Linked DNA regions of Mus musculus: all the other regions are linked to region 1. The links are chromatin loops, found by intact Hi-C in ENCODE. Cell type or tissue: heart. All regions are shown on one strand. Links, peaks and the distances in the headings refer to the core of each region. The heading gives the core; the rest is flanking DNA.

Region 1 (7,044 bases), core at 1-4,000:
TTGTCTGACACCTCCACCTCCCACATGACAGAGATGAATGTGAAGGTGCTGGACTTTGAGCACTTCCTGCCCATGCTGCAGACCGTGGCCAAGAACAAGGACCAGGGAACCTACGAGGATTATGTTGAAGGCCTTCGTGTGTTTGACAAGGAAGGAAATGGCACCGTCATGGGTGCTGAAATCCGTCATGTCCTAGTCACACTGGGTAAGGGTCTGTGACCTTTCTGGAGCTGAGCTGCCACCTGATATATTTCACCCGTCAGTCACTCAGTTCTAAGAATGTTCCTTCCTCTGCAGGCGAGAAGATGACAGAGGAAGAAGTAGAGATGCTAGTGGCGGGGCATGAGGACAGCAATGGTTGCATCAACTATGAAGGTGAGGGGCAGACCATAAACTGGGGCCTGTGAGGAAATGGTCGTTCAGGAGATGTTAAAGAGGCATTGTATTCCTAGACTTGGTTCCAGAAGGGAGTCGGGAGTCAAAGGGGCAAGCAAGGCTCAGTCCAGCCTGGGAGGGAACTGTTGGGGAGACAGCAGTAAAGGGGGGGGTGATGGAGGACGGAGGGTGGGCTAGGAATGGGACGTAAACAGAATGTCTGTTCCACTGCCTGACCCCTTCACCCCATGTCTGTGTCTTGTCTTCACCATTAATGTCTCTTCCTTCCTGCAGCATTTGTGAGGCATATCCTGTCGGGGTGACGGGCCCATGGGGCGGGTACGGCTCCTCCCAGCCTCTCCTCTAGTTATCTCCCTAGTGTTTTTTTTTCCTTCCCAACCTGTGCTCTAGCCTCTGGCCATACCCTACTACCATCTGCCTTACTCCTGGCATGACTCTGCATGGAGCTGGCTTGGGAGGGGAGAAATTCCTCAATGAGGAATGCAGTTTGGGGGTGTGGTACCTCCTCTCCTAGAATGGTCTCTGAGATTTGACTTACAGGGGTCTTGGTGCTGGTGTCTGGGAACGCTCACCAGCTTGTAGGGAAGGCTGGTCTGATGGTGATTCTAGAGTTGGCGGGGGCAGGGTTGAGCTAACTGCCCCATTCTGCTGCTAAAACAAAAGTCCTTTTTCCATCCCTCTACTGGACAGCGTGGAGGTACCCTAACCCAAAGCTGACCTCTCCTCCTGCCAGTGGCTGACCATAACTGTAGGTGTAGCTGAGAACTTTTCTGCCTCTGCTATGTTCTTGCTATTTAGATTGGGGGTGGGGGCTAACAGCCAGTGGGAGGGGAACCAGGGACAGAGAGAACTGGCCACTCTGAGTGGCTCTTTTGAAAACTGACCCAAGGTTGGTTGCTATGGGCATGTTCCCTCCTGCCACCTTCATGGTCTCGTGGTCTCCTGGCCCATGGGTACCCCTCCCCAGCCCTCTCCTCGGCTGACTCCGCCTCTCTTCTCCACAGAGCTTGTCCGGATGGTGCTGAATGGCTGAGGACATTCTGTATCCCGAGTCTGTTCCTTGCCCAGTGTGATTTCTGTGTGGCTCCAGAGGCTCCCCTGTCACAGCACCTTGCCCATTTGGTTTCTTTTGGATGATGTTTGCCTTCACCAAATAAAATTTGCTCTCTTTGCCCTCTTTTGGTTCTTTCTTTCTTTCCTGAGCAGGTGGGAGGAAAATGTGAGGTGGTGATGATGTTGTCTATCCTGAAACAAAGCTCAAGCTGGGGGCCAGGGAAAACTGGATCAAGTGCTTGTAGTAACCATTAATGAAAGGCTCCCCTGTGGGAAATGAAGAAAAGTCACAAATCCCTATAGGATCAAGGTAGCTATGTGTGTTTGTGTGTGGGGTATCTATTCCTTTTCAGGTTAAATTCTTGGCCCCCACTCACCCAAGTACCGAACGCCTTTTGTGGGAAAGCCTGTGAATGTTTACTGAAGCTAAAATGCCAGGACATATTAGTGCTGCCAGAGCCTGTCTTGTCTGCTGCAGGGCTAGGGGCCAATAGCAACAGAAGTAGGTGTAGGCCTGCCTCCTCCCTAATAAGGGAAGGAATGCAGCCATGTTTAAAAGGATTCAGGTCCACGCTGTAGGGATGTGCTTCCCGGAGCTCAATCTTGAGTAGGTGACAGCTGCTGCTCCTGCTGCTGCTGCCGCTGCTGCCTTCCTGACTGCTGTGTGGCCTCTTGTGGCAAGAGGCTGATGGCTGTGGGCCTCTGCAACCCTGGTGAATGTCCAGTGAGGGACTCCAGGAAGGCTGCCCCAGCCCAATCTGCTCCCTGCCTAGCAGCCACAGCTAAGAGAACACAGAGGCACCCACAAGATGGAACTGAAAGCAAATTAATTTATAAAAAAAAAAGGAAAAAGAAAAGAACAAAGAAGGAAAGAAAATTTTACAGAAGACTTTGAACAGAAGAAAGGTGTGGAGATGCAGAGGAAGGAGACGCTGGGACAGAAGGAGCAAAGCGCCTGGTGGGAGGGGCCAGGCTCTGGTGCGGCCTGGAATTGTGTCTGCCTCCAAGTAGGGGGTGAAGAGGAAGACCTGGAGTGCAGAGGCACGCTGCACTGCTCCCAAATCTTTGTCCTCATTTGGGGAACTCCTAGCTATCACTGGGTTCTGTCAGGCTTGGTTGGTGGGGGCAGAAGTTAGCAGACTGTCCCACTGTCAAAAGTAGGTGCTTAAGTGCTTTTCAAACTTGAGGGTCTGCAGGCCCCCCATCCTCTTAGAGCTCCCCCTCTGATGCCTGTTGGGCACTCACAGATACAACTAGGAAAGCAGGAAGAAGAGCCCAACTGAGGCCCCTTCTTCCTCTATTTCCTACCACAGAATCCCCGAAAACTACATTTCCCACAAGTACACAGACGCTGACGAGTAAGCAGGTGACTTAAACACAAACACAAAGCTGACTGGAGGAAAAGGTCATTGGCTGAACTGGGCCTAAAACAGCAACCATGACGAGCAGCAGGAGGGATTTGTATGAATAAACTGGAATGGGTGAGGGGAGCTGACTCAGCACTGCCAAGGGCTCAGGGAGACAGGCTCGGTGCCCTATTCCACCTCACACCTTGCCCCAGAAATTTAATTCCTCTTAAAACCTGCCCTTTCCCCTCAAAATAATAATAATAATAATTAAAAAAGTTCTTTTTTTGTGGGCTCCGAAGTGTCTTTTTTTAAAACCTCCCTTTTAAAGGGTTTCATTTTCATGTTATCACTTCAAAAATGCAGTAATTCTGAAGGGGTAGACCCTCAGAACCAGTTAGTAGAACCTCGTATAAACATCTTTCCCTCCTATTCTCTCTCCCAGGCATTAGAAACATCTTTTAGTCAGAAGTCCGTGGATAATAATTGGATATAAAACTGCACACCTCTGCTGGGCATGGTGGGGGTGGTGAGGGGGCAGGAGGAGCTTTCCTTACGTAGTGATGAACTCTTCAGGCTGAGGGAGGGTCCCAGTAGTGGGGGAGGGCTGTTCCTGGAACTGTGATCTCCATGGGGAGTGAGGGGGAGAGATGGCTGGCTGGTTCCTCACTGTGGAGGTGGCACAGGGGTGACTGTGCCTGGGCTTGGAGCTGTGGGGTCTGGAGGCAGCGGGGTGCCTGGGTCTGTGGAGAAAAGGAAGATGAATAAGCTGAAGCACGCAGAGGGATTGATCCAGTCCCAGGCTCCACACACAAACAGAACTGGGCATGGCATGCAGTGGGTGGGTAGATGAATGAGGTACCCACTATGTGTAATTTCTTTTTCTCAACACTCTTTTCCGCCTGACACTGGAAAAACCTTATATCCCAAACCTTCTTCCTCTCCCCAAGGTCTAAATAGGGTATCTGAATGTGGTGGGAACACTCAAGGAAAGCCATCGCCATGCAGACGGTAGCTAGGCTCCAGGTTTACAGCTGAGGTCCTCTGAACCACTGGATTCCTCCATGACCCACCAGTGAAAGCCCTGTCACCCCAGCGGTGGCAGCTGCCCAGTTGGGAAATGGAGGACAGCCAAAGAGGCCTTCCTCCTGTGCTCTAGTTTTATCACAGCATTGAACAGGGCTGTGGAAATTCTAGGATCTAGCCCTTTCCCTACTTGACTCCCTCCCATAATGTAGAGCCCTCTCCCTCACCCTTTCCCCTCCTGGCCCCTTCTCACCTGGCAGTGGGCTGGCACTGGGCAGGAGGTTGCCCTGAACAGCTGCCACAATGGCAGGGCTCTGGGCTGCGGCGGATCCGAGCCCCGGCCCGAGAGGCAAGGAAGATGGCATGGTGGTGGTCGCCGGCAGGTTAGGATGTAGAGGGTTCGCCATGGACACAGGCAGGTTAGGTGGGGGGATAGTGCCCGGGGCAAACGGGAGATGGTGGTGATGCCCATGCAGGTTAGGAGGAGGGGGAAGGTTAATACTAATGGAGTCAGCTAGACTACCGAATGGGATGACGGATGGAGCAGCAGGAGGAGGAGGCGGCATGCCAAAAGGCAAACCCAAAGGAGCATTACCCGCCACGCCTGGGTGCCCGCTGCCTGGCACTGCCCCTGGCATCATTGAGGGAGGAGTTGGTTGGTTGGGGAACGGTGAGGGGCCTAGAAATAAAGAGAACACGAGGGTGAGGGGGTGGAATCTTACCCACCGCACAAGCTGCACAGCTACCTGCTGGTGCTATCCCCTTTCTCCTGGCACTAGAATAAGCTGTAGATTCGTGGAATAAAGTTCCATGTATCTGTGTTTGGGAACACATCCCTGCTAGTTTGGGGACAGAATACAATGGAGTTCACCTGTAGGAACTGCAACAAACATTTATACCCAAGGTATTCCCTTCAAAGGAACCAGAACATCTGCCTGTAGCTCTATAGCAAACATATCCTGGAACCCACACTCACCATGGGGTCCAGGGGGGGGTACCCCTGGTGGGACTGCCCCAGGCTGAGGGGCTCCAGCTTGTTGTGGCTGCTGTGGCCCTGCAGTTGTCCCTGCCTGCCCAATCTGTTCAGAAGGGCCCAAGCTTCCAGGAGGGGCCCCACTGCCAGGAGGGGCAGAGGCCACAGCGGCTGGAGGCACAGCTAGACCATGGACTGTAGGTGGTCCAGCAGCCCCGGTGGGAGGTATGGGCTGGGAGCCTGGGGGCAAGGTTGGTGGCTGCTGCTGCTGCTGCTGGTGCATCTGCTGGAAGTGCTGCTGCCGGGCCCTCATCTCTGCATACTTCAGCTGCTCCATGTGGAAGGCTTGCCGGTCGGCCAGGAGCTGCTGCCTCTGGTATTCCAGCTGCCGGTACCAATGGAAAACTGTTACTGGGTACCAGAAGACCTTTGGCAATTGCCTTGCCTCCCACTTCCTCTTTTGGAAGACCCCATCTCTCATGCTGGTGTCTCACCATGGCTGAAGACTCAGCCATGTCTTCCTCTGTCCTTGCAGACCTGAGGCCACCTGCACTGCCCTCACTGCACCAGAGTTCGGGCTGGATTTGTTAGTACTCTGATTTGAAAATGCCTCCAGCTTCTGTCAACTCAAGTTATTTCCTTCCTTCAAAATCAGCTACAAGCCAGGCGTGGTGGCGCACGCCTTTAATCCCAGCACTCGGGAGGCAGAGGCAGGCAGATTTCTGAGTTCGAGGCCAGCCTGGTCTACAAAGTGAGCTCCAGGACAGCCAGGGCTATACAGAGAAACCCAGTCTCAAAAAACCAAAAAAAAAAAAAAAAAAAAAAAAAAAAATCAGCTACAAATGTAGTATTTCTTAGGGAGACACTTCAGATGGATTCACTGGCCTCTGAATTTTGATTATATTTTGATTCTCCCTACATTTAATTTTATTTTTATATGTTTATTGGTTTTTCAAAACTCGGTTTCTCTATGTGAACTTGGCTATCCTGGAACTCTGCAGATCAGCCTGGCCTTGAACTCACAGAGAGCCACCCCAGTGGCAGGATTAAAGGCGTGCGTCACCACGCCCGGCAAGTCTCTTATTTTGAAAAGTTATTTTTAGGGGCTGGAGAGATGGCTCAGCAGTTAAGAGCACTGACTGCTCTCTTCCAGATGGTTGTGAGCCTTCATATGGTTGTTGGGAATTGAATTTTTAGGACCTCTGCTCGCTCAGTTCCTGCTCGTTCCAGCCCAAAGATTTATTTATTATTATATGTAAGTACACTGTAGCTGTCTTTAGACACACACCAGAAGAGGGCATCAGATCTCATTACGGGTGGTTGTGAGCCCCCATGTGGTTGCTGGGATTTGAACTCAGGACCTTTGGAAGAGCAGTCATTGATCTTACCCGTTGAGCCATCTCTCCCCAGTTTCCATCTTGTATTTCTTTTTAAGCCTTCTCAAAGAAACTGCATCAAGGGCTGGTGAGATGGCTCAGTTCTTCCAAAAGTCCTGAGTTCAAATCCCAGCAACCACATGGTGGCTCATAACCATCCTAACAAGATCTGACATCATCTTCTGGAGTGTCTGAAGACAGCTACAGTGTACTTGTTTATAATAAATAAATCTTTGGGCCGGAGGGATAAATAAATATCTAAAAGAAAAAAAGAAAAAAGAAACTGAATCAATATGTCTGTCTGTCCTGTCTACTTTCCAGAGTTACCTGCTGAGTCTCTTATTATCTCTCAAATCCACTTAATTGCTCAGATTTGTGAGAACCTAGTGAGAGGCAAGCATCACTTGAGGACCTAGAGATGCAGCGGTCAGAAAGCCTGACTAGCAGCCCACCCGTGGTTCTCAACCTCTAGGCTGCCTGCCCTTCTCTTCTCTGTGTCAGCCTCAGGACTTCTGCTGTCTTCTGGCAGGTTCTAGACTCCCGCTGACACCTGAGTGTGTGCCACTCACCGCCTCTCGCTCCCGGTCCATTATTGTCTCCAGCTCCTCAAAATGTCGGAGTTTGATCTCTAGTTTCTTCATTTGGGTCTCTACCAGCAGAGCCACCAAAGACTTGATCTTTCTCTCCTCAACTGCAGCCAAGTGCTAGGCAAGAAGTGTGACAGGGCAGGTGTTAGCCAGAGTGCTCAGCTGCAAAAACTCCAGGGAGAGAGGGAGGGAGGGGCAGGGCAAATGCTGGCAAACTTAAGGAAGTAGCTGCGATCACAACTCAGAATAGTATAACTGTAATTTATATATGTACTATATATTATAAT
Region 2 (7,188 bases), core at 2,063-6,062, 350 kb after region 1:
TTTTAACCATCGCTCTAGCCCCAACATAGCCATTCTTTTCTCTAAAGGTTAAAGGGGAAATGAAGCTGGGTGTGATGTCTCAAGTCATTCCAGCACTTGGGAGGCAAAGATAGTGAGAGTTTGTTTTAGGCCAGCCTGGGCTACAGAGTAAGACCTTGCTTGTCTCAAAAGAGAAAAGGAGAAAGAGAAGAGGAGGAGGAGGAAGAGGAAAAGGAAAAGGAGGGAGAGGAGGAGGAAGAGGAGAGAAGGGCAGGAGGTGAGTGGATTGGAGAGAGTACACTGGCTGTTCTTCCAAAGGTCCTGGGGTCAATTTCCAGTACCCACCCCGGTACCTTAAAGGCATCTTAACTCTAGTTCCAGGGAAGTGCCCTCTTTTGGTCTTTCTGGATGCTTATATGCACACCATACACAGACATACATACAGGCAAAAACAAAAAACAAACAAACAAACAAAACCACCCATAGATGTAAAGTAAAAAATAAATTTTAGGTGGAAAAAAAAGGGAAAGAAACGGAAGTTGAAAGTGGGATTAAGGTTGCTGAAAAGGACTGACTAAAGCAGTGTAATGATTGACAGGCTTGAAAACAGCTCTGGAGTGGGTGTTGTGCACACACCTGTGATCCCAGCACTTGGGAAGGAGACAGAAGGATCAGGAATTCAAAATCAAGCCCTTAGGCAGAACTGTCATTGAGCCCTCCAGGAACCTCCACCCTGCCCCTAGTGCAGCCTCTCCCTGGGGCTCCCAAACACCTTTGGGGTAAATCACTGCACAGCACACCCTGCCCTTTCTGTTTCCTTCCTGCTGCCCTCCCTGCTTCCCTCCCATCCGCCAGTGACCAGGTAGCCCCCTTAGCCGAGTCTGCTGTGGCAGAAGAGAGGGAGAGAAATCATTCTGAACTGTGGAGTTGACAAGTCAGGAGAAAGGAATCTAACCTCAGGGCCAGGCTGCAGGGCAAGAGGAAAACTTGTTCTGCCTGCTTCTTAAAGAGACAGCTGGTAGGTGGCTTGTGTTACTGGATTGTACAGCAGTAGACGTGGTAAATATTATAATCTCTCTTCCTGGACTAGGTGTGTAGTACACGGTGACAGTTCTGGGTATTACAAACAGAAGGTTCTCTGTGTTTGGATCCCCCCCTTAATGCTTCTCTTCTCAAATGTTATTCTGTGCATGAGGGCTGAGGATGGGATGGGGAGCAAGATGTGAGCCTCAGTTTTCACCTTCGTGTCCATAGCAACAGGAGCAAGACCCTACAAACTTATACATCTCAAACCTCCCTCTGTCAATGGACGAGCAGGAACTGGAGGGGATGCTGAAGCCCTTTGGCCAGGTCATCTCTACTCGGATCCTTCGAGACACTAGTGGGGCCAGCAGAGGGGTCGGCTTTGCAAGGTAAGGGATGACTGAGAGTGGCTAGCAAGAAATAACTTAGGAAACAACACATACACACACAGATGCACATACAGATGCGCACAGACACACACGCACAGAATCACACACAGACACACACAAATACACACAGAGATACACACATACATACACATATAGACACATAGGCGTACACACACACACACAGTGCCCTTCCCCTGAACTAGACCAAAATAATTGTCAAAAATACCTAATAAGCCGGGTGTGGTAGCACACGCCTTTAATCCCAGCACTTGGGAGGCAGAGGCAGGCGGATTTCTGAGTTCGAGGCCAGCCTGGTGAGTTTTGAGACAGGGTTTCTCTGTCTTGAAAAACCAAAAAAACCCCAAAACAAACAAACCTAATAAGAGGCAGCAAAGTAGCTCAGCAGGTAAAAGTGCTTGACAGCAAACCTGGTGACCTGAGTTTGATCCCTGGAGCCCAGACGGTAGAAGGAAAAACTGACCCCAGAAGGTGGTCCTCTGACCTTCACATGTGCGGCAGCTTCTGCACATACATAATACATACATGAATGCAAGTTGTCTAAACCCTTGGTAGTAAATCGTGTGTGTGTGTGTGTGTGTGTGTGTGTGTGTGTGTGTGTTGAATATTAAACTAAGGGCCTGGCACATAACAAAAACTGCCTGCAATCCTCCTGCCTCTGCCTCCCAGACGCTGGGATTCTAGGCATGCTCCACCACGCCTCACCTCATGGATGTCCTTCGGCTTCCTTTCCCATTGCCTCTGCTAACCTAGCTTTTGTTCGTCCGATTCTGTGCCCTTACAGCTGACCATTCCCACTCCACACCTCATTTAAACTCTGTCAGGCCTGGACCTAGTCCTCAGATCAGTAGGATGAAGTGGAAGATTTGCTATGCTCTCTGGATCTTCAGGGAGACTTCTATCCTAGAACAACCTGTGCAGTGGCTGCCCTGTGTTGTAGGACATTGCTGAGCTTTAGCGTTCTCTGTGGAGTTTGATTACCCAGATCTCTCCTTCTCTAGGCTGCCCTCTCCTGGGCTCATGTGTCATGGAGCTTCACCTGATCTTAGCCTACCTAAAAATGACTTACTTTTTTAAAAAAGATTTTGCTTGGGTGCTTACATGGTTGATCAGCACGTAAAGATGCTTGCTGTTGAAGCCTGCCAACATGTTTGACCCCCCCCCACCACTCACATGACTACACACACATACTGATGTTTTTATAAAAAGACAAAGAAAGTGGGGGGGGGAGTTATGTTCTATGGAGGTATAGTCAGGTATGGGGGGGAGGGGGTACCTTGGTGGGCCCATGCTGAGGCATCCCTTCCCCCTGAGGGAGCAACCACATGATGGTATAGTAATAGAGTTTATTAAGGGCATGGGAGGGGGGAGTTAAGAGGGTAGTAGAGGCAGAGAAAGGCAGAGAGAAGAGAAGAGAAGTAGAGGAGAAGAGAAGAGAAGAAGTAGAGGAGAAGAGGCTGCCATGAGCACGTGGAGAGATGGAGGGGAGGGAGGAGAGAGAGGAGAGGACAGAACATGAGCAAGAGGGAGCAAGCAGCTCATCAGGCATCCCTGGGTGTTGCCAGGTACTGTGGGGTGGAGCATCCCTGGCTGTTGCCAGGTAACTGTGGGATGGATCTTAGAGAGAATGCTAACACATACAAAATAAATACATGTGAAACATTGTTGCAAAGACTTTTTGTTTTGAGTGGCGGAAAATCTCTGCAAGTTCAAAGTGGCCATATCTGAAAGAATGTGAGTTCCAGGCTAGCCAGCACTAACTACATCATGAGTCCAAGCTCAAGACAGGGTGGTAATGTAGCTCTGTGGGTAGAGTGCTTGCTTAGTAGGCATGGGACCCCCCCCCCCAAAATTTGATCTACAGCATGGAATAAAATGGGTATCTAATGACATTTTAGCACTTGGGTTGTGGAGGCAGGAGAATCAGAAGTTGAAGGTGAACCCCTCAAAGTTTGTACACACCTGTAACCCTTGTGCTTGGAAAGTTGTACATAGACTGTTTACAGTCAGCCCAAGTTGATTTTTGTTTTTGTTTTTGCTTTTGTTTTTTTTAAGAGTCTGTCTCAAAATCAACAGTGGAAGTCAAGCAGTGGTTGAGAGGGCAGATGCAGGAGGATCTCTATGTGTTCAGGGCCAGCCTGGTCTATAGATCACGTTCCAGGCCAGCCAAGGCTCTGTTACACAGAAAAACTCTTCTCTTGAAACAAACAAACAAACAAACAAACACCAAAACAACAAACTATTCAAGGCCTGATCTGTAGCTCAGATGAGAGGGATCACTTGGAATTCAAGACCTGCCGAATTGAGAGTGAGACCCTAGCTCAATAAACAAACAAATAAATAAAATATTGAAAAATCAAACAAGTGAGTTTCACTTGAGAGGAGAGTCTGTTAGTTGTTAATTGTTTTTAGCTTAAAGGTCTGGGTTTTGTGTTTCAGTCTCTTAGCCTGCTCAGACTGGGAGTGAAGTGGGTTATCTTGGCCCATCACAATCCTGACATTTGGAAGAGGATGGGGAGCCCCTGGACTATGTGAGATACCGTCTCAAAGAACAGCCTCTCCAATAAAATAGAGGCTGTGGCTAGAAAAATACTAGTTCTGAATAGGCTCAGTCTGCGTAGCGCCACCTAATGTCAACCTTGGGTAATACAAGAGGAAGAGTCTTGGACTTGTGTTCTTCCACTTTCGGCTCACACACTGTTTGCTTGTTTGTTTTGCTTTTCGAGACAGGGTTTCCCTGTGTAGCCCTAGCTGTCCTGGAACTCACTCTGTAGACCAGGCTGGCCTCCAACTCAGAAATCTGCCTGCCTCTGCCTCCCGAGTGCTAGGATCAAAAGCGTGCGCCACCACGCCTGGCCCTTTTTCTTTTGTGATGTGTCCTGGTTCCATTTTTGTTACTGTGCTTAAACACCGGGACAAAAGGATACTTAGGAAGGAGGGTGTGGTGGTCCCTGTAATCCCAGCACTCAAGAGGCAGAAGTGGGTGGAGTGGAAGGGACAGCTTGGTGAATAGAGTCAGTTCCAGGCTGAAAAAGCTTATACTGAGAGGCCCTGTCGGACAGAACCCAGGACAGGATGAGTTCATGCATGCTTGCTTGCCCGTTTAGGCTCACTTTGCCTTCTCCACTCTGACACAGCTTAGGGCCCCCATCTAGGGAACAGTCCCTGCCTAGGGAATGGTGCCACCCAAGTGAATTAATGGAAGACAGTCCCTGGGAGACATGCTGACAAGCTCACAGTTAAACCCAATACAGGCAGTTCTTCACATAGTTCACCAGCAGCTGGGATTAAATAACTGCCTGTGTTTTGTTTATTATTTTTTTTAAATTTATTTACCATATGTAAGTACACTGTAGCTGTCTTCAGACATACCAGAAGAAGAGGGCATCAGATCTCATTACAGATGGTTGTAAGCCACCCTGTGGTTGCTGGGATTTGAACTCAGGACCTCTGGAAGAGTCAGTGCTCTTAACTGCTGAGCCATCTCTCTGGCCCTCATTTATGTTTCTATTACATTTTATTTGTTAATTTGTGAGTGTGTGTGTGTATGGAGGACAACTTTTAGGAATCAATTTTTCTCCTTTACCATGTCGGTTCCAGGGATCAAACTCATGTCATTAGACTTGGCAGCAAGCTCTCTGATCTGCTGAGCCATCTTGCCAGTCCAAGTATAGAGCTGCTGAAATCCCAGCATGTGAACACTGAGACAGGGGCTATACAACAAGATTCCCATTTCAGAAAATCAGAAACAAGCAGGAACCGCTCAGCAGTCTGTACTTCGGAAGGAAGCTGTAGCTGGTGCATAGACGAGGATGTGGTCACTTTTCCTGAGTGCTCTGACTTACAGAGCCTTGGGTGGTGAACGGCCACTGGTACCTACACCTTCATTCTTTTCTTGTGCTTTCCCCCTCTGTATCACGTATGGGGCAAGAGCCCTCACACCCTTTAAAAAGCATTTCTTTATGACAGGTAGTAGTGGCTGCACACCTTTTTAATCCCAGCACTCAGGAGGCAGAGGCAGGTGGGTCTCTGAGTTCAAGGCCAGCCTGATCTGCAGAGTGAGTTCCAGAGCAGCCAGGTCTACACAGAGAAACTCTGCTTTGAAAAAAAAAAAAAAAAAAAAAGGCATTTATTTATCAATTCATGGGGGGAGAACAAATATGGCATCACATTTCTGTGGAGGCCAGAGGAAGCTCACAGGAGTCAATTCTCTCCTTTAAATATTTACTTGTATGTGTAAGAGTCTTCTGTGTACATGCATTTATGTGCACCAAGTGTGAGCCTGTTATCTTCAGAGGTCAGAGGAGGGCATTGGATCCACTGTAAGTTATTACACATGGTTGTGAGGTATCCTGTTAGTACTTGCACCAGAACCTGGGTCCTCTGCAAGAGCAATAGGTACTCTTACCCACTGAGCCATTTCTCCACTTCACTTCACTTCTTTTTTTTTTTTTTCTTTTTTGAGACAGTGTCATTGTAGCCCCAGCTGGCCTGGAACTTGATAAGTAGACCCAGGCTGGTCTGGAACACTCAGAGAGACACCAGTCTCTGCTTCTCGAGCACTGAGGTCAAAGTCATGCGCCATCATGCTGACATCATTAGGAATTTTTAAAAAATAGTTCCATGACCACTGAAAAAACTTTACGTTTATTTCTTATGTACATATGTGCATGTTTGTGTGTTACAGTGCATGTGTGGAGGTCAGAGGACAACTATCAGGAGTTGGCTCTCTCCTTATACCATGTGGGTTCCAGGGATGGAACTCAAGTCGTTGGGCCTGCTGAAAAAAATGCCATTATCCACTGAACCATCTCATCAGCTCACCATTAGGGCCTGGGCTACTCAGTCAGCGAGTGCGGGCTCACCCTGCATGACAACTTCCAGCACTCCATAGCAGTCAGACACGGTAGAACTTTTCTGCAGTTGTAACACTGAGGCAGGAGAATCAGATCAAAGCCATTCTCAGACACAGGGTTTGAGGCCAGGCAGAGGTATATATAAAATACACACACAGAGAGATAGCCTGTGTTTAAAAAAATAAATAAAAAGGAAAGCTAGGTGCCTCGAAATGAACATGTAGGACATAAACATTCTCCAGTATTTGTGGGTCTAGGAGCCTGTGAGTATGTGTAGGACACATATCCCGGACAGGTGGTCTTACTCCTCATGTGCGTCTTAGGATGGAGTCAACAGAGAAGTGTGAAGCCATCATCACCCACTTTAATGGAAAGTATATAAAGACACCCCCTGGAGTAGCAGGTGAGGCCTCTGGGACTCGGGCTGGGAGCCATTGGAGGAATGGGTACTGCCCCGTGGCCCAGCAACTGTGTATGTTTTCTCTTGACAGCACCTTCTGACCCTTTGCTTTGCAAATTTGCTGACGGTGGGCCAAAGAAACGACAGAGCCAAGGAAGATACGTGCAAAATGGACGGGCCTGGCCAAGGAACGGAGACATGGTAAAAAGATCCCCGAGGAAGCACGAACCCTGAGAGCATTAGAGTTGGAAATGGCGCAGCCTGGCTTCTGTGCGTGTAGGTGGGAAGCTTGAGAGTAAGATGTGTGGCTGAGCCCTGGTGTCTACTCGCTCTTTAGCGCAGTCCCCAAAACCTGTCATGGGACATGTGGGTATTCTGGGCTGGCAATATGGACACTACCTTCTTTCTTACAGGGCGGTATGGCCTTGACCTATGACCCCACTGCTGCCCTTCAGAATGGGTAAGGGTGTTTCATTCTAATTTTCAAACAGCAGTTAGTGGAGGTGGCTCTGGCTCCCCGAGG
Region 3 (7,188 bases), core at 2,063-6,062, 370 kb after region 1:
AACCTTATTAAAAATGAGATTGGTCCTAAAAATATAGAAAGAAATAAATTTAAATTCACAAAAAACTGTACATTATCAAAAAGTCACTAAGACACCACATTTGGTTATATAAAAAGTCCCTTTTGCTGTAAAAGGAACGTGGAAACTTGTTGGTGTTGATGGTTTCTTGCTGTCACCAGGAAGGGGACACAAAGGGCAGGGAAGGGCTGTCTTTATTTTTAACCTGCTTTCCCTACCAAATACTCTTTGTCAACAAGAGAAAAATCCACCTAGCTTGAGGGGCAGTGAGGATGAGGAAAGAAAAGTGAGAAATGGCCCCTTTGATCACATCCTGCCCACAATCCCTTCAGTCCCCATTTCTACAATCAAGTCTGGGACCTCCTCCTTCTGAGTGCCTGGTCCCGAGGGCAGAGGTGGGGCTGGGAGAGGAGCACAGAGCAGAGCAGAGGCTCCACTCTCCCTCCTCCCGCACCTCCAGTAGCGAATGACTCCAGTACACTTTATGCCAGGGGAAACAGTTCCAAACATCTGACTAACACAAAGTTTGTTACAGCGCAGTTATTTAGATAAAATATAAATATTTATGCATAATATAAAGTCAATTCAAATATTCTTCAATCCACCTCTTATTTAAAAGAAAAAAAATTCTCAAATAAAATTAAGTTTTGAGGTTCATCGACAGAAAAGGCGACTTTAGAAACAGGCAACCGGGAGTGCGGTGAGGGTGGGTCGAGGAGTCAGGGCTGCCCAGGAACCCGCACTGCCCCACTCTTTAGTACTGCTGGAGTACAAGGAATGCTACACCTCACCTGGCATCCTCCGCCCACCCATGGAACATTGCTTGGATGCCTTGGCTCCCTGCTTAGGTCAGCTAGCAGCCACCTCCCCAGTGCAAGTACCCGTAATTTCTGATGGGAGGGGCTTGGCTGAGCAGGAAAGCAGGGGCCAGTGGCCCATGGCTACAGCTTGGAGTTAGCAGCTGTCCTCTCATGCTGGGGGCTAACCTGGGCTCAGTCACACACAGGGCAGTGGTAGACCCAAATCCTCCTCTCTGCCCATTCTGTGCTCCAGGGTCTCTGCTGCTGGGGAAGAAAGGGGTCCTGGGACATGAAGTCGGTGTAAGGAAGGAAAACACAGCTAAACCCAGACACTCATGGTTTAGGAAAGATCCAGTTCTACCCCCCTACCAGCAAAAACTCAAAGCTAGTGAAGGGAGAGGGAGTTCCTGCTGAAAAGATTGCACAGTTTGAAGAGGCTGGAAAAGAAATGACCATGAGGAGAGACAGCCTTGTCCCCAGAGAACCCTTGTTCTTGTGTTTTCCCAAAGACAAAAGGTTGATGGTGTGAAACAATGGGAAGGCGGGAATAAACACATGTGGGGAACAATGAGTCCCATCACACTACAGGGTCACAATCACAACTCTCATCTGTGCACGTGCACACACACAGACACAAAACACACACCCACACCCACCTCTCTCTCCTCCTCTCTCTGAGGCCAGTCAATTGCTACCTGGCCCCCATCTCGGAGGAGCACTCAAACTCAGCAGTAGTTGTCCCTGAGGAGTTCCCAAGAGGGAGGTTTGGGAAGCAGGGGAAGGAGGCTGGAAGGCCTAGGGCACTGCCTGCCTGTCCGCTCCCCAGCCACCGAGCTTCAGAAAAGGCTAGAGACTCACAGAAACTCAGCATGTGAGGAGGAGCCAACACCTTAGAGGGTTAACTAGAAGGGAGGCAGAAGATGAGGACAGAAAGACAGGAGAGCTCTCAACTTTGTTTTCCACATAAGGGAAAAAGACTGGGAGGGAAGGTAAAGAACCCGTACACGATAGTTTTACATTACTGGGTGAGACAAAACCTTAAAAATAGGGAGGAGTTAGAACAGAATGAGTGAGAGGAAGTGAGAAGCAGGGAGGGGACTGAACATGGAAGCAGCATGTTCAGGGCCCGGTGTCCGGCTCGACACACTTGGGAGTTAAGTCCACTTTACTGGCCGTCACTGCGGGTCCGCACACAGTACAGAGTGTTTCTCAGTTTCACACATTCACTAGAACTATTGCTATTGTTAAATAGCCCCAGGATGCTGAGGCATGGACAGGGAGGGGAGGAAGCTGGGAAGGGGAAGGAGGACTTCTTTGTCTCTCTCCATTTTAATGGGGGGGGGGGGGAGGAGGAGGAGAGACAGGAAAATTTTTTCTTTTTTGGCTTTCCATCCAGAAGGACCTCATCTCTGCATCTCTTATTTGAGGAGCCAGAGGAGGAAGGGAGAAAAGGGATTCGGAACAAGAGGATGTGGGTGCTGCCAAGGGCAGAGTCAAGAGTCAGCATTGTCTGACTTGAGTCCACCCAGGGCAGCCATCAGCAGGTGAGAACGGCAGGTTTTTGTTTGGAAGGTTGGAGAAGATGCCACAAAGTGACTCCCAACTTCCTTGCCTCACAGATTGGCCTGTTTTCCCTGATAAAATTCCTCCCAGCGGCTCTCAAAGAAGCGTCGCATGACGTGCCCAGCCTTGCCCACTTCAGAGTCATCCTCATTGAAGGTCTGGCAGTTGTCAAAAACCAGCAGAGCATCAGCTGCAAACTCTTCTGAGCTAGTGTACCTGGGCAGGGGAAGACAGGGCTGTGAGCTGTCAGCTCTGAGCTAGTGTACCTGGGCAGAGTGGATGGGACTGTGAGTAGAGAGAAAGAAAGGGTGAAGCAAGAGAGAGATCAGCTTACCCTCCACGGAGCAGGCGTTCTCGCATGGTGGAAAAATCCATAGGGTTCTTGATGACACGTCGGTATCCACTCACCAAGCGAGGGTTCACAGGCTCTAGGAAAGGCCAGGCTGCATCATGGGACTCCATCTCCATCAGGATAATCCTATTAGTACAAAAAGCACACATTGACTCCTGCAGTCTCTCTGGCACAGAGACAGAAAGTTAGTCCTAGAGTCCACTAACTCACTCGCAAAATGTGAGATCACTGTGGTGACTTCTCATCGAATGTCGCCGTCTTTTGGGGGGAGACAGCCCGTCTTCTGGGTACCGAGGCACTGCTGGACTATCTCGGCTCCTTGACAACATCCGCCGCCGGCTGTCACCTTCTGGGAAGGTCAGTGGAAAACTACTTTTCCGCTTCTGACCTCGTTTTGGAAAACCAGGCCTCTGAGTGTACTCTTCCTCTACCTGCTGAGGATAGGCCCAGGTGAGCAGCAGTGTGGGTGGCGCGGCTCACCCTCTGCTCATCAGTCTTGCCTACCCATGACTGTGGCTTCAAATGCTCACATACAAGCCAGCATGTGAACTCATTCAGACAATCAATGGGAGGGTCAGTAAAATGCATGGCAACTGCTATTTTATAGAGGAAATGACTGGGGCTTAAAGACTGTAGGTGGCTTATTCAAACACAGACTCAACCCAAACATGCTGTCACAGGCCCATTCCTGGGAGCAGCACCTGAGGGTCCGTCCAGGACATCTGAGGACTGTTGCTTAAAGAAAGGAAGATGAAGACATCTCGGAGTCTTGCTTGAGAATGGAGATGGGAGAGCAGAAGCCTTACCTGGGACAGACAGACAGCACAGAACCAATCTCCTTCTGGAACAGCCTCCATCTTGGGCCGATGACAGTAAATGTGGCAGCCTCGGTCACACCCATCACACAGCAGGAGAAACTCATCATTATCGCCCTTCCGGCAGACCAGGCAGGTCTGGACCATCGTGAAAAGGCAGAGTGAGTCCTTAACCTAACCCTGCTATCGCGACCCCACTCTCACTAGTTTGTCTCCCAAGTATTTCCAGACTTACCACTTTGTTGACAGACTTCTCCCACGCGATGGACCTTTCTAGCTGGCCCATGCACAAGCACACTTGGGCTGCACTACGGCACCTTTCAAGTGTCTGCCGCCAAACTCGGACACGAGGGGTGATCTCATAGGATCTGCAGAGAAAGCAGTGATTCATGTGAGGAATACGCTTTTGTCTTGCCTCTCCCAGGCCAAGGAACAGGCAGCAGGAGTCACTCACATCTCAGTTGAGGTGCCATCAGGGGCACCATTGGGTGTGCTCAGTAGGGCCTTCTCCACTACCACCTCATGGGCTGCCCAGAGGGGCTCCCGCAAGTACCGCCGCTCCACATTTTGCTCCAGAACAGCCAATCGCATCACAGCGAGGTCCAGAGGGTTGTTGTTCTGCCGCTGAGGTACTGTTCCTTCCCTGCCCCGACCCCTCCAAGGGATATCCTCCGGGGAGTCAGGCAGATGCTCACAGTAGGTCAAGTCTTCTCTGGTGGAGTCTGGGGTAGGGCATGTCCAGCCCTTCCAGTGGGAAAGAGAAACAGAACGCATTGTAAAGGGAAACACTGCATGTCATGATGTCATGGCAGGTCACTCAGGAAGAAGACACCAAGGCTTGTCCTGGCACCCTCCCCAGCCAGGTGTAGTGGCTCATGTTTGCAATCCCAACACCTGTAAGGCTGAGACAGGGGCCTAGGTTCAATTCCCAGAACACACGTCATGGGGTTCACAATCATCTCTAAGATCAATGTGAGAGGATCTGACACTTCTAGCCTCTGAGGACACCGCATACTATATACTATAGTACATACTATATAAATGTACATGCAGGCAACACGCAGGCAAAACATCCAATACATAAAAATAAACCAAACCAAAACCAAAACCCTCCCTAAGCAATTCCCTCCCCAATGCCAACCCCAGGTACCCGAATCTGCAGATCGGAGAGGACAACCCGCTGCTCCAGCTCCTCCACCCACTGGAGCACAGCTAGGTCTGTCTCGTACGTCTTCTCTTTGGGGGACCAGCTCATAACGCCTTCTTCCAAGGCAGGGAGCTCATTAGGCTCAAAGATGGGATCTGGGAAGAGAGAGTGGTCTATAAATGATGGCAGCTTCTCTAGGTCAGGTTGGGTCAAGGTCTCTCACTTACCAGTTAAGGGCTGTAAACAAACTTCCTGCAAAAAGTCCTTGTGCTTGCTAAGATGTTTGTGAAGCGCCTTCTCCCGGATGCCTCGGGGATGCAGTGCCTTGAGCAGGACATCCAGTGTCTCAGGGTCTCGGATCCACCACCAGCCCGAGCACATCTCTGTGTACAGAGGGTATGCATATAGGCCAGGGGATGGGAACCAGGCTCCAATCACACCGCCCACAATGGAAACTGCAATTACCTCCATGTTTGCCCCATCCTAGCCAAGTTTGCTCACCAGGGGGGATAGGCTGGGCTGTCAGCTGGGTTAAGTAATGCTGCTCCACCTGCTTGAAGAACTTGCTAGGGGGTCTCCCCCTCCGCTTTGGTTGCCCCAGCCCAGTGGGACTCTGTGACATTTCTTCAGAGTCCCCTGATAGCCTCTTAGGGGTCCCTCCAGGCAAGTGAGTGGAAGAGAGCTGCACTGGGGAACAAGGATTGGCAGCACCGGGTGTATTCATCTACAAAGAAGACAAGAAGGAGTTTACATATTTCCTACTTCAGGCTACAGCCTCACAGCCAGATATGGGAGCCTGGGGCAAGATAAGTACAGACTGATCTGGCTACTTACTGGTTTAGAGGAGGCCAGCAGCTGGAGGGAGGGAGTAGGTTGGTCCTCAGAGACTGCAGGAGGTGGTGTAGGAGCAGCATCACAGGGTATCTGGGCTGAGAAGTTAAACCAGGGACCTTGAGGACCAGGGCAGGACTGAGCCTCATCAGGCTCGGGCTCCTCCAAGGACTGAGACGGAGCAGAGTCTAGTTTCCCTGGGCTGCTGTCCGGCGTGAGGACTGAGCTGCTCAACAGGGAGTTGTGGCTCTGAGTCTGGCTCAGCCAAGACAAGAAGGCAGACTGGCTGAGGTCATGCTGGCTCTGACCCAGAGAGAAAGGGGAACCTTCTGGCTCTAGGAACCCACTACTTGGCTGAAGATGGGGCTGGGTAGGGGCCTGAAGCTGAGGCTGGGGTTCTGGGTGAACTTGAGTCTGGGCTTGCTCTGAATCACATTCCCTAATGGTGGACTGAAGGTGCTGAGGCTGCAGAGACCCAGGCTTAGGTTTTCGAGGTCGGCCTCGGGACCGGGCAGGAGAAGTAGAGGCATTGGAGCCAGTTAATTCTCTCTTTACAGAGGCTCGGGCAGAGCTGGGTGTTGAAGTGACTACTTCCATCAAGGACTCAGTTTCTTGCTTTATTTCATCTTCAGTAACTGGGAAGAGAAACAAAGAACATAAGATATACTGTTGTATAATGGAAAAGAATGAGACCTATAAACAGAACATGCTTGCTTTTTAAAGTTTGCTTTTCTGTGTCTGGGATCAACCACAGAATATTGTGTTAACACCTGGCATGGAGCTACATCTAAGGTCTGTTAAGCACTAAAGAGTACAAAACATTTTAATTTTTTGTAGTCTTTGAAAGAAATTCTGTGTGTGTGTGTGCAGTGCCCGTGGAGGCCACAGGATCCTTGAGGTGACAGGTGGTTGTGAGACGTGGTGCTAGGAGCCCAACTCAGGTCCTCTGGAAAAGCAGCGCATGCTCTTAACTCTGTGGCCTCTCTAGCCCCATTCTCACTCTCCTAGGACGTATGTCTACATCACTATGGCCACAGTCTACAGATGAAGAAACTGAAGCCTATAGCTGGTGTGTGACAGCAGAAGTAGGTGAGTAGCTTGACTCTTTAGTCTACCACGCCACAGAGTCAAAAGCCCACGAGGACTAGGCAGAAGGAAGTGCTCACTTTTGTCTGGACTTCACCCCAAACTTCCACAGTTGCACCTACCTGTGCTCCCTTCCGATCCTTCCACAAAGATACCAGCAAGATACGGTAATACCCAGTAATGGCGTCTATAGCGGTCTTGACCCAAGGACACTGCCCGAAGCATCTGGGATGAGTGAAGCAGCTTTTTTCTAAAGAAGAGCTGACGCTGGGTAGGAAATGGAAAAGGAATAGAAACCATTTCCATCATGGCATGATGGACTTCAGTACCCATGAGAGAACTGAAGCCTATCAACCTCCCTACAAAACTGATATAATTTGAACAAGGGCTTCAGCTCTTGTGCAACCCACATTTCCCGACTTTTATGAGATTAAAAACATGGTACCTTACTGAGTTTTTCTATATGGCGCTCTAGCTCTGGAATGCTAGATGCTGCAACATCAATCTGCACAGAAACAAGCGGACATTGAGAAAGGAGAGCTACCAGATCCAAAAAAAAGATGAAAACTTTCTAAT

What was found. Hi-C counts contacts between places; a loop is a spot of excess contacts. Peaks named below come from ENCODE experiments on the same cell type or tissue, not always from the same donor. Only the 100,000 strongest peaks of a DNase experiment are listed, where the experiment ranks them.
Region 2: a loop joins it to region 1, with 1.9 times the contacts of the local background. A loop is called at or near these places in 2 of 42 quality-filtered maps.
Region 3: a loop joins it to region 1, with 2.0 times the contacts of the local background. A loop is called at or near these places in 2 of 42 quality-filtered maps.

What each region holds. Positions count from the first base shown.
Region 1 is chr10:128,485,390-128,492,433 of GRCm38, reverse strand. Smarcc2 (SWI/SNF related, matrix associated, actin dependent regulator of chromatin, subfamily c, member 2) reads right to left here. Exons shown (of 29, transcript NM_001372395.1): 26 at 6,740-6,874; 27 at 4,798-5,179; 28 at 4,075-4,500; 29 at 1,843-3,538. The coding sequence ends at 3,462. It overlaps Myl6 (myosin, light polypeptide 6, alkali, smooth muscle and non-muscle), which reads left to right. Exons shown (of 7, transcript NM_001317218.1): 4 at 32-205; 5 at 298-375; 6 at 670-714; 7 at 1,401-1,575. The coding sequence ends at 698. Among named protein-coding and RNA genes, the nearest start is that of Myl6, 5.0 kb to the left of the region's middle. In heart, for the core only: no CTCF peak of the experiment used is centred there; DNase peaks (open chromatin) are centred at 753, 1,313, 2,023, 3,473 and 2 weaker places; H3K4me3 peaks cover 2,247 bases; H3K27ac peaks cover 3,229 bases.
Region 2 is chr10:128,137,598-128,144,785 of GRCm38, reverse strand. It overlaps Rbms2 (RNA binding motif, single stranded interacting protein 2), which reads left to right. Exons shown (of 13, transcript NM_019711.2): 5 at 1,234-1,391; 6 at 6,589-6,668; 7 at 6,757-6,866; 8 at 7,079-7,125. Among named protein-coding and RNA genes, the nearest start is that of Gm51821, 16 kb to the right of the region's middle. In heart, for the core only: CTCF peaks have their summits at 2,418 (motif pointing left) and 4,033 (motif pointing left); no DNase peak of the experiment used is centred there.
Region 3 is chr10:128,121,997-128,129,184 of GRCm38, reverse strand. It overlaps Baz2a (bromodomain adjacent to zinc finger domain, 2A), which reads right to left. Exons shown (of 30, transcript NM_054078.2): 19 at 7,058-7,117; 20 at 6,735-6,879; 21 at 5,530-6,161; 22 at 5,197-5,419; 23 at 4,923-5,078; 24 at 4,699-4,850; 25 at 4,003-4,292; 26 at 3,784-3,916; 27 at 3,540-3,686; 28 at 2,944-3,167; 29 at 2,716-2,859; 30 at 1-2,597. The coding sequence ends at 2,432. Gm51821 (a long non-coding RNA gene) reads left to right here and starts at 3,622. Exons shown (of 2, transcript XR_003949052.1): 1 at 3,622-3,709; 2 at 6,535-7,188. In heart, for the core only: no CTCF peak of the experiment used is centred there; no DNase peak of the experiment used is centred there; H3K27ac peaks cover 495 bases.